Linked DNA regions of Homo sapiens: region 1 is linked to region 2. The links are chromatin contacts, found by Hi-C or POLR2A ChIA-PET in ENCODE. All regions are on one chromosome and are shown on one strand. Each heading gives the region's core, a stretch centred on a gene start or an enhancer-like site at or near the end of the contact. The rest is flanking DNA. Distances are from core to core; before and after follow the strand shown. Region 1 has its middle 51 kb from the start of SLC14A2. Region 2 overlaps SLC14A2-AS1 (SLC14A2 antisense RNA 1).

What was found. A loop is a pair of places that touch in the nucleus more often than their neighbours do. ChIA-PET counts read pairs that join two places held with the same protein, here RNA polymerase II (POLR2A). Pooled maps may share reads with other maps.
Region 1: a loop to region 2 is called in a map of Caco-2, with 2.1 times the contacts of the local background. The contact joins two enhancer-like sites. A Hi-C loop is called at or near these places in 1 of 168 maps with a recorded cell type or tissue (Caco-2) and 1 of 50 pooled maps. POLR2A ChIA-PET finds 5 or more read pairs at or near these places in 3 of 52 experiments (BJ, OCI-LY7 and WTC11).

The regions. Positions count from the first base shown.
Region 1 is chr18:45,560,933-45,567,139 of GRCh38, forward strand. It overlaps a transcript of SLC14A2 not described here. Among named protein-coding and RNA genes, the nearest start is that of SLC14A2, 51 kb to the right of the region's middle. Within about 2 kb of position 1,684, at least 8 of the 41 ENCODE cell types and tissues checked have a DNase peak (open chromatin) inside an H3K27ac peak, as active enhancers do.
Region 2 is chr18:45,447,464-45,453,762 of GRCh38, forward strand. All of the region lies in intron 5 of SLC14A2-AS1 (SLC14A2 antisense RNA 1), which reads right to left. It also overlaps a transcript of SLC14A2 not described here. Among named protein-coding and RNA genes, the nearest start is that of SLC14A2-AS1, 54 kb to the right of the region's middle. Within about 2 kb of position 2,513, at least 15 of the 41 ENCODE cell types and tissues checked have a DNase peak (open chromatin) inside an H3K27ac peak, as active enhancers do.

The sequences.
Region 1 (6,207 bases), core at 434-2,933, 110 kb after region 2:
TCTCTTCTGCTTAACACGGAAAAAGTCAACTTAGGTCATTCCCTGACAGAGAGATACAAAGATAAGGCATTGTCCCTGTCACCAAGATATAAGCAACAGCACAGGATACTGTGTGGTGAAAGACAAAATAAGCAGTAGAGATAAGATTTCTGAGGACTGGAGGGAGGATATGAGGAGTGAGGGATGAGCCACGGGAGGCCACTGTCACCAGCCACAGTGGCCTGGACCAGGCAGAAGAGTCTTATGGTTGAGTATGTGCCATAACAGCTGTAGGGAGGACATTCTGGGTAGGAGGGTGAATGAAGGCAACGTGCCTGTCGGGGAGCCAGCTGAAAATCCATCCTGTGGGCAGAAGAAGGCCTTGGGACTTTGCTCAGTGGTCATGCTTCCCTCTTCCTGTTCCCTATAGTCCCACTTAGTCTGGGGAAGCTCTCTGCAAGAGAGTGACAGCAAAACAAGCAGTTTGTCTGCTGCTAGGGCTGCGGAACCCAGGCCAGGTGTTCCAGAGGCCACGTTCCTGGCCTGGCTGCAGCTCACTGCAAATGAGGCTGGGAAAGGGTGTCCAGTCTTATGCCAGGAGGAGGGGCAGCCCGTTGGGTGGCTATCATGCCTGACTCTACTTCACAAACACCTATGTACTCACCAAGCAGAAATAGTGAATGTTAACCTTCTCTTATTTGCTTCATATTTTTTAATAAAAATGAAAAATATTCAGAAGGAATTAAAAACTCTTAGGTCCCACTCCCACTCCCCTCCCTCCCTCTCCAGCAACAACCCTATTATGAATTGTACATATTTCTTTTTCATCCGTGTGTTCTCAAATGGATATATTCATATGGATCTCTAAAACACTATATAGTATTTGTCGATATGGCACTGAATTTACATAATTGTATCTTAACATTATTCTGCAACTTGTCTTTTTCACTCAACATTTCTATTTGGGGATCTATATAGATTGATGATTTGACTCCATTTTCTTTATTTAACTGCTCTATGGCAAGTCATCATATTCCCTAATTTCTTTATCCATGCCTTCATGGATGGACATTTAGCTCAGGTATATATTTTTTTTAAGCAAACAATGCTGCATTGAAATTCCTGTGCCTATTTCCTGAGGCACCCAGTTCTCTCTCCTGTTGTAGAGAAAATGTTGAGACTCCCCGTTCCAGTTCAAATGCAATTAGTACACCTCCATCGGGTGCACAACACCAAACTAAATACACTGAATCATTCTAAGAGATGCATTCAGAAGAGTTCCTCCCTTTAAGGAGCTTACAGTCTAGCAGAACAGATAAGCATGTTGTGAATCTACAAGTTAAAAGCTCTAGGACAGTGCCCAGTCTATACGTAATTAAAAGATAATGTCAGTTGACCTGATAGAGAAGAGCTGAAGGTAGACCAAGTAAGAGTGAAATCTACATGGATATGGGTCTTATCAGGAAAGCTTTCCTAAAGGAACTTGATCTTGATAGGGGTCTTGAAGAAAATACAAGCTTTAGGTGCTCAGTAGTAAGTGTTCAATGAATAGGAGAGAGGGCATTCCTGGCAGGGGGACAGCAGGAGCAAGTGTCCTGGGGCAGGACTAAGCATGGAATGTTAGATGTCTTGTCTGGCTGGAGTGTCTGGCTGGATTGAACTTGGAGCCATTCTTCTGTTTTCAAAGTTGATCTTAGCCCCACAACAAGTCCATGTGGCTTGTTGGCCCGGGCAGCCGGCCTGGGTGGTATTTTTCCATTACTCTGAGCAGAGAAGAAGTTCAGTCACTTGTTGATAGCAATATGATCATTCAAGGAGAAAACAATTAGGGATGCTGAGCTCTGGCCCCCGGAGAGGAGGGAGGGAAGGAAAAAATTCTCCCTGGGGGGAAGGGGCTGGGTGGGAAACAACCAAGAGGGTAATTGGTAAATATTATTGTTTCATTCCATGTTTGCCTGCTCTGCTCTGGTCCCTCTGCAAGCGGTGCATTTAAATCACACTGTCTGACTTTGGCAGGTTTAATTGAGTCGCCACTGAAAAAGAAATTATCCCTGTGCTATTAATTTTTATAGTTCCTCGGGGCTTTTAAAAAGTGTTTGGATTTTCTAGGTCTTTGAAAATGAAAACATTAAATTTTATTAAAAGGAAACGCAGGGGGGCTGGCAGGGCCCAGCCAGGCCCTGACAAGACGGTTGGTGGGAAGGTTTGGGCCCTCTGAGGCAGTGTGACAAAAGTTTTGCCCCTTGTAGAATGAGAGGCAGGTGGTCTCTAAAGATGTGTGAGGTCTGCCAGACCTGCATCCCCCACTGGCTCAGGATGGGTGCCTTGTCAGTGCCACCCCAGACCCCGCCCTCATGGCCAAAGTCTGTGCTGGCAGCCACAGGCCAAAGAGTGCTGTGACCGGGAGCTCTCTGTAGGAACTGGGGGGAACATAAGGGCAGACCAGTGTTGTGGGGCCAGAAGCTTTCACAATTTAGAAGGCCCTCTTGAAGAAAAAGAAAAGAATTCAAAATCCCAAATGCAAAATTACATTCGAAAGTATAATTTTATTGAGAAAGAATGAAGTCACAACAAATTACACATTTTAAAAAGCTGACAAATTCTACAGGCACCACAAAATCTAAAATAACTGTCTGACACATCCGTAATACTTTTCTTCCTACATTTTTTTTGGCTACCAACTCTCTGATCATCTCTTTAAATGACTATAATTTTTCAATATCATTTTTATAGAGAGAATACAAAGATAATTCAGTCTATCTTTTACCAAACTGCAAACTCTTTGATCATCTCTTTAAATGACTATAATTTTTCAATATGACTTTATAGAGGGAATACAAAGATAATTCCGTCTATCTTCTAACAAGCTGATCAAATTTTGTACTTTATTATTCACGGTTTGGAAAGGTTTCTTTCAGTCTCACAATTTGTCACTGGTAATGCCACGTGAATTTTCAGGATTGTTATCAACTTTGGGAAAACCTCTGTCAAGTATCTTTCACATATGAGCTATGAGATTTCAGGGCATTTTTTCTTTCACAGCAACAAATCTAAAATGCTCTTTGAATTTATGAAACTTACTAACCAGATTGTCATCGATGCCCTCATTGTAGTGGCGTATAATGAGTTTTATGTTATCTCCATCAATGTCAGTATTTCCTGTCAAATCAGCAAGACATTTAAACATGGGGATTCTGATAAATTCTAAGTCAGTAATTCCCATCAAAAAAGAAACAAGATGAATGGTGCATATATAATTTTATTACTTTGCATGATCGAGTGTATTCTTGACAAGAGAGAACTTTTATTTTGATGAGGCAGTGATGAGAATGCTCTTGTGATTTTACATACCTAATGATTGGAGGAATTTCCCGCCAAGTAGCTTCTGGCTCTGGGCATTTAAAAACTTGTTTCTCTTTCACCATCTATATGCTTCCAGTGCTGGGCTCTGCAGGACACAGATACTCAGGTCTCTGTACAACTGCATCCCTTTCATGGCACAAGACAGAGGATGTCTGCACAGTGGGTAACAGGAGTGTTCCTGGCAGCTTTTTCCACATGGTGACAGCTACTGATGAGTGAGTTACACAGAGAGGTGACTAAAACTACACAAACACCTCGCACTGAACCTAAACCAAACACAGCCCCAGCTCAACTGCCCCTTAGCTAGTTTTCAAAGTGGCAGCATCAATGCCCCCCAAAATGAGGAAGGGGATGCCAGGGGGAAATATGCCAGGGAGAAACAATGGTTTTAAGAGATTATAGTTGAAATATCTCACTTTTGCCAGCTACATAAAAACACGTGACTGTGTACGTGCATTGTGCCAATGAAGGGCTCTGGAGTTTAAGCATCATTATCATGACAGGAAATTCACTTGTGCACGCTATGGAGGTTCTCGGGGAGAGATCTTTGCACCTAAGTCTGTCAAGGAATTAACTGCATTTGGAGAGACAAACACAGCACAGCAGTATAACAATTCAAACATGACAAGGTAACTAAAGTGAGACTTTGTATGGGGAGGCTTTGAAGTTGAGACAAGCAAGTGATGAGGGTAGGATGGGAAGGCCCAGGAAGTCAGGAGGTGGAACTTGAACTGGATACAATTCAGATAGCTGTGGAAGAGCACATGTGGGTGATGTGTGTGTGTTCGTGCATGCGTTTATAGACATGAGTGCCTGCAACTATGGTGTATTGTGAGCGTGCATGCATGTGCTTCTTTTTTTTTTTTTTGAGACAGAGTCTTGCTCTGTCGCCCAGGCTGAAGGGCAGTGGCATGATCTTGGCTCACTGCAAGCTCCGCCTCCCGGGTTCACACCATTCCCTTCCTTCAGCCTCCCGAGTAGCTGAGAGTACAGGCGCCCGCCACCAAGCCCTGCTAATTTTTTCTATTTTTAGTAGAGATGGGGTTTCACTGCGTTAGCCAGGATGGTCTTGATCTCCCGACCTCATGATCCGCCCGCCTCGTGGGATCCCAAAATGCTGGGATTACAGGCATGAGCCACCACACCCAGCCGCATGCATGTGCTTCTACGTGAGCATGCATGTGCATATGTTGTGTGCACTTGTGCACGTGTAAGCATGTGTAGGGAGGGAAGGAAGGGATTGTCATGAAGTCTGCAGGAGAAATGGGCTGGCGTCGTGGATATCAGTCTGACACATGAGGACGATGAGGCTCAGGAAAGCGAGGCAACTTGCTCAAGACTGCACATCTGGTCGGTGGCAGAACTCAAGCTGTCCCCAGGCATCCCGACAGCATTTGCAGGATGTTCCCAGCACACGCATCGGCTCCTACCCACATACAGCCAGGGCTGAATCAGTGTGCGTGCCCTGACCCGCTTCTCCACAGGCAGAGTGCCCTTCTAGGCACAGGAAGGAATGTCAGTTCCATCCTGTGATGGCTGTCCTCCTCCCTCTGCCTCAGGGGTCACTTCACTCCAATAAATCATCCCAGGCAGCCCTGACCCAGGAGAGAAGAAAGTTGCCTTGCCCTTTTACGCTGACACCTCAGCTCCAGCTCTATCCCCAGATAAAGTCACAAGGCACTAGAGTGTCAGGTGGGGACATGTGTGTTTTGTTTCAATGGCAGAGTAGTGGGCAGTTTGTGCACAGCTTCCTTAAGGAAACAAAGCATTTCTGTTGTGGAAGTAAAAACTTTGGTTGGTTTATGAGTTGTGACAGGTAAGGAAATAAAAATGTGGAATAACCCAAATGTCAATTCAGATAGAAAATTAAGAAATAGTCAGATTTCCCTCCCTGGGCTAGGCGTTCAGCACTCCCAACTCTATAATGTCAGTGCTCTGATCGTGCCCATTTTACAGACAAGGAAACTGAGGCTTGGAGAAGTTTAGGAGTTTGCCCAAGTCACACAGCTAGAAATCATGGGGCCAGGATTTAGATTCAGATAGTCTGATTTCAGGGCCTGTGTTCTCATTAGGATATACTGCCTTCAATGGAAGAAAGTAGGGAGAATTCTCCCATAAGCACAAAACTTTATTCAGATTTCCTAAAACACAGGACCATTTAAAAACTCTCTTAATAAAAAGCTGATGGCAGGCCTCTCCCTGTCGTCACCCTCGACATGCATGTACATGCGCTCACGCTCGCACACACACACACACACACACACACACACACAGTGTCCACATCACTGCTCACCCCAGCCTTCCCAACTCAGCCCAAATTCCTTCCTTGTGAGTGTCCCTCCACTGATAATTAAGGCTTCAGCCAGCCAGTTGCTGATTTCTGATTCCCATTTAATCTCCACAAGGACTTTCAATACTTACAGCTCTTGCTTCTCAATATTTCAGTGTATTAAAGGAAAACTCTTGGGGGCAGGAAGATGACATCTCCACGAACAGGTAACTGCAGGGCGGTACAGACAGAGAATACTTCCAGCTTTGCTCAGAAGGACAGATTTATCAGAAGTACTGGTGAGGGCTAGAAGTCAAGGTGAGAAGCTTTCAGAATGGGGGTGTGCACGTGTGCTTGTATGTGTTTAATGTATTTTCAAGTAACAACTAAAAGTTTCTGCCTTATGTGGTCAATGGGAATCTGGTGATTTATTTGAGCTGAGGACTTCAGGACATATAGACACAAACCACTATCACTGTGCCTCATTCTATAGCTGAGGACATGTGCACATAGTGTGTGTGTGTGTGTGTGTGTGTGTGTGTGTGTGTGTGTGTGTAACTCACAAGGAGAAAAAGGACCAGGGAGCAAGGCTGACA
Region 2 (6,299 bases), core at 1,263-3,762:
ATATCTTACTGAGATCACTTTATGACTCCAATCTCAAGGGAAATGAGCAGTTTGCACATTTACTGTTTCCTATCAGTCGACCATCTGTAGGCACCACCTTTCACAAAGAGCTTATACATTAACTGGTCACTTTATCATTGTAATATATTTGAAAAATCAAAAACCAGCTGCTATAAAGCTATAAACTGAGGATTTTATTACATATTGTTTATCATTGCTTTAGTATTTGGAGATTCATAATGCATGGACTTTGAGATCTATCTGTATTGCCAAGGAGGCCGAAGTTTATTTCCCTAATAATATGCAAATGGAGCCTTTATACCAGATAATGAATAATCACTAGATTAAAGCCTGAATTTTCTTTTAGTGGTACTGGCAGTGCAGCCTTTTGCATGCAGTTAATAATTAATTTAAAGAATTACCACTTCAGTGAGCCCTGCTTACATTATTTATTAAGTGTAATTAAAGTATTTATTAGTCAAGTAATAAATGAGGGACAACCCTCTGCACCTTAACAGTGTTGTAAAATAATCACAGACTATGTTTATCTGCAAAACAAGACTGAGTATGGCTCAAGTGTGTTAATAGATTATCCATGATCATTGCTGTGTTATCAGCATACCTCAGCAATGAGTGTATGACTGGCACACCCACCTGCTTCTATTCTAGGCAAAAAGGGTGCCTTGGCTTTTTATTTTTGTTGATTTGTATATGTTGATTTAGAAGCAAAATAAAGGGGATTTCTTGGTTCAAGCTTACATCCCTTCCCAAAATCTACCATGTTGCTTGCAGCTTAAACAGCTAATCCAACATTGTGACCTTAGAATTTCTGAAAGGCTGCTGAAAGCATTGTCAAGAATTAAGATGCCTATATAATTCATTTCTCAAACCATGACAGTTTGTACAATGAAAGAAGGTTAATTAATAATATGTAAACTGGGAGAGCTCTAGGTAAACCAGAAATTAGCATGGACTTTTTCCAGAAGTTATCATGGCCTTTAGATGGGTTGTTTTCAGTAATGAAAACACATGAAATGATTTGAGAAAGAAATGACATGAGAATCAGCTTCTACTAACTGCCACTCCACATGCAGAATTTTAGATAAAACCTAGAGCTCTGCCTTCCCTCAATTTCAAGTCCTGTTGCTCTGCGCAGACTCTTCCCCAAAAAACCTGCCCTTGTCCCTCCATCCAGAAGTGACAGCTCCTCCCTCTAACTCCCACCTCATTGCTTACTCTTCTCTGGGTGCATATCTCACTGGCTTGCAGCATCTTCATTCATGTATTTATTTTTAACTCCACTCCATGAAGAGACTGCAAATTCTTTGAGGAAAGAGACAGACTGTATTTGCAGATTTTTAGATCTTCAAACATTTTTACCCTGGTGCCTTGCTAAAAGTAGGTACCCAGTAAATATTTACTAAATAGATTTATAGTTGGAAAGCACAATCACTTTCCTTTCTGATCAGGAGAGAGAGTAAAATTTCAGTCCAGGATCACTGACCGGAATCTGTAACAGAGCAGATGGGCATGTGGAGCGGACATAAGCAGAGGAAGGTGCAGCCAGCAGGTGGCCATCCCAAAGGGCATTCAGGTCAGCTGTGAGAATCACTCAAGAGTGGGATTTAACTGGCAAATCAATGAGCAAAGCCTCAAAGCCCATTCCAGGCAGGCCAGTGCTTCATCTGCCCTGCAGTATATTGCCTGAGCATCTTTTTTCTTTGAGTCCTTTGTCTGGACAGTTCACCATCCTGTGCTCTTCAGACAAACAAGGATAAAGACTATGAAAGAGCATATAGATTGAGACTTTCCAAAGGTTAGTGGAGGGTGAGGGGCAATTCTGCAAATCCCACTTCTTCACCTATGAGAATCTCACCTATCCCACATTCCACCTCCTCTCTGAAGCCTTCTCCTGACCCCAACTCTGACCATTTCCAAAACACATTGTTCATACCTCTCATTTGGATCCTTGGCATCCTTGGGTTACTCTGCCTCATACACATAAACTTCCTGCGCCCGGGGAAAGACGATGGAGTCTCCTTTTCCTACATCTTCCCCCAGTGCTGGACACCCAGTCAGGCCTCAGCAAGTGCAGAAAGGGAAAATCAGACCTCACCCAGTTTTCCCTGACCCCTTCTTTCTCCTAACTGCCTGCTTGCTTCACTCACTTCCCAGAATCCCATCTGAAGGGTGTTTCCACTTACCAAATGATACCATCATATTAAGAAGAGAAGGAGTTGATGGGGCGTAAAAGTTAAAGGGGCTGAGTGGCATTCAGGAAAACAAACCCCAAGAATCAAACTTAGTTTTAATAGCAGCCAGCACTACTAGGCCCAAAACGTGTGGGCTTATAAACTGAATTGTCTTTGGGCCTTTTTAGAGAGCTGTTTCTAGGCGACCAACAGATTGGTCATAGATCATGTGTGCTCCAGCCTCATGCTGCAGAAGCCTCCTTCTGACCTCTTAATCAAGCTGAGAGCTGGGACACAGAGAAGAGATACACGATCACTTACAGAAACACCCAGCTGGCATCGGTCCCATGAACCATCTGCCTGTCTCACTATGGTCAGACTGTCTGCTAATGCCCGCTTCTTCTATGAACCATTTATATATTTCCCCAGCCTTTTTTAAAAAGTGGAAAACAAATAGCATTATTGGATGTGCTCTGCCTGGCTGCAGCTGTGAATCACAAAACTGGAAATCAGTCCAAGACAGAGTCAGACAGCACATTCTCTGCTTGGTTGCGGAGAGGTCCAAACTGCTGATCTAGCCTCATTTGATCTTTGATATTTTATTTATCTATAAATTTGACATGGCCCTGTTAGGAAACATCTTGCTGGTGTGCATTTTCCCATCCTTTTAGGCTTCTAAAGGGAAGGGGCCTTTGGTTTAGTCTTAACCCAGGGTCAACATTTCTTCTTGGCCTTGTCAGGAGGTAATCACTCTGAAGACAATACAACTTGAGAATTATATACAGCTGGTAGCAGCAGGGATGGGAGAGGGGTTATAGGGGTTTGACATAATTCCCCTTGGCTCTCCACTGCTTACCAGAGTCAGTAATAGATCACAAATACAGATTAGTGAACAGAACCAGATGAACTTAGGGTGGGACCCTTGACCATCATTGTTGTTCCATTCAACTAGAATTAAATGAGTACCACTGCAGGGGATAACATCACGCCCTCTGAATACAGAATGCACAATCCCCATATCTGCAAGGTTACACTCTGACAGTCTATTAATTATCTGATCAACAAGTAAATATTAACTGTAGCCTCTGTGCTTGTCTTAGTTTGAGTTACCCCAGAAGCTGACCCTGAAGATAAAGGATTTGAGTGCAAACCATTCAGTCAAGAATTGCAGGTAACACCAGGAGACAAATGGGGAAGGTAGTATGAGGAGAAAAGGCAGAGAATAAAGGGTCCATCATTTAGCCAGCTGCTACTGTGGGCCATTGGAGCCTTAACTCTTGGGGAAGCTCTGGGAAATGGTGCAAAACACATGGCTCAACCACTTCAAAGGACAAGGGAGCCACGGTGTTTATACACCAGCTCCCAAGAGCCATTGGTTTGAGGACTGCTCCTGAGGAGTAATAATTCCTTGAAGTTTTGGCCTGCCATATATAAAAACAGTAAGCTTTCCACAATTGATGCTGAAGAAAAAGAGCCTTCAAGCACAGAGAGGTCAATATTGGCAGCTGTAAGTTAGTTGAATGGTCCAGTCAACTAACCCTGACCCCTTCAGGGATTTTCAACTGAATGCCCAGTTGAAAATAGGCAGGGCCCTGAAAGAACTTGCTGAAAGCCTGTCCCTAAGAGAGGGGGTTCTCGGGGAGCAAGAAGTTGAAGATACACTTCCTGCATTCTTAATGCGTTCAATTTGGAAGAATAAAAGTATCAGAAAGCAATTCAACAATTAAATGCTAAGTGCCATAGTGAAGACTAAGAAAAATACAAATTCAAAGGAAGGAAAAATAACTATCTGATCCTTGGGAGAGTTCCATGAAAAAGCTTAGAATTAAATTAGAATTTGAAGAATGGGTAGGATTTTGTTTATTTAAAAGAGGGGAAGAAATTTCATTGTATGAAATTTTCTTATTCCCAAAATTGAATATAAAAGCCCAACTTAAAATAAATAAAAAATAATTAAATTGAGGCTAATAAGCTCCCTTTTCTCTTATTCACGTTCACATTACATCTTAGAGACAGTTTATCTATGCCTGCAATTGCACTCCAATAAACCATTTTTCTTTAAATTTCTTGGCATCTCAACTCAATAGTCAAAGATATTTACACCAGATGACTCCTAAATTCCTTTCCTATCTGAGAATTTTAAGAATTATGGTTCAGCAACAAACTATTCAAAAGACCAAGTACATTCTGTTTTGAAAGATCATATTATGGGTTCGGTTAATGATTGCTTCCCAATTTATCTGTTTGCCCTTTCTGCAAGTCAAACCTCAGTTAACCAGAACATGGTTAATCAGAACCTTAGTTAATCACAAAATTGACTGAGATGACAAAAAGCTCAGTAATCAAGACAAATCATCTTTCAATGCAATATTTTTCAAATCAAAAATATGGGGGGTACTCAAGAGTGGGGACAGCTGGGGGGATATCTGGTCACATGTCCCTTTGACAGAGGACACGATGTGTGTGTAAGAGACACTCTCAAGTTCTGATTTGATCCTGGATGAGAGGCAAGACACTGTAGAAGTTTAGCCAAAAGCTTGGACTCAGAGATGCCTGCATTTGAATCCCAGGTCTGCCATTTACTAAACAGGACAGTGCCTATAAAATATGAAACCCAGCACTTGGGGTACTAACAACCCAAAATACAAGGATAATGAAACACCAGTGAATTTTTTTAAAGTGCATTATTGCCAATCATCCAAGAGTGCACATCCCTTTGGTTTCAGTACTTATTACCACTTGACTTTACATACTATGTCCTTCATCCATTGTTTGTGTGTGAGTGAGATGGAATTTAGTATTTCTTACTGGGTACGTGACATTTTAGCCAATATCTACATTTTAGGTTCAGGGGAAACAATGCAACAAAGAAGGACTCTAACATTAGGTGAATGCCATAGAAATTAGGCCTTTAAAAAGTCTGACATTAATTTTATGTGTTTATTATTTTTCTTGTCATTTACATTTCTCTCTCCAACACCATGGACTAGAAAAACGCCATGCACTCACAAAAATGCTTCTTTGTGAGTGTGGCTCCTGGGACAGCCACTCTGTGGAGCTGGCAGTAGGTCACAAGTCAAAGCCATGAGGGGCTAAGACTCTAGCAAGACAAGGGTAAGGTCACACACATAAAAAATAGCTACACGGCAAAGGCTAAGAGCTATGAAGCTTAGCTGAGGTTGAAAGTGGTGTTTGAGGCATTCTTCAGCAGCACCAGAGATCCACAGAGATTAGAACTCAAGTGAAGGGCAATATCTTTCTCCTTTGTAGTGCTCAGGAGTGGCCCACTGAAGCAATTGCTTAGACAGCAGCCTGGCCCAGGGTGACCATATACTTAGTGTTCAACCCCGGACATCTTAGAGAGCAAGATGAGGCACTGTTAATAACTGCCTTGAGACAACTGGTGCAACCAGGAATGTCCCAGTCAAACCAGGACCTAGATCTCCTCTAGCCTTGAGGATATCTTCTGCTTTTTCACTTGGAAATTCAGACCCACCTACTCAGCTTCATTCTGCCTGGGAAGCCCAGCCCTCAAATTCCAAGGTCCCACTAGCTGTCCCCAAAACTCTCACCATTTTTCTTCCCTAGGGATGAATGGCAGGAGGCTCCCCTCTGCCTTTAGCTGTGCCCATTGCTCTCCGGCATCCCCTGGCTGAGAGCAGGAACTAGGGCAAACCAAGTGAGGCAACTCACTCTGGGCACAAAATTGACAGAGGTGACAAAAATCTCAGTAATCAGGACAAATCAGCTTCCAGGGCATTTTTAAAATCAAAAATTAATGTCAAAAATTTATGATAAGCAAAGTATCAAAATGTTTAAATAAAGACAGGATCAGTAGCAGTGCTGTGTTGAGCCAGATTGGAGCCCATAGCAAAAGGAAAAACCAGTAATACAATCCTGTCTTTAACATTTTGGTGTTTCATTTATTATAGATTTTTGCATTAACTTTCATTTTTAAATATTGTATTAAAATATTATTTGTAATTCTTGAGTATTTTTGTGATCCTGTGAACTTTGTGCCTAAGGCTAGTGTCATTCTGCGTAGATAACAATAGCTGCCACTCACTGCATCCACATGAGGTAGGGACTCAAACATGCACATCTTGC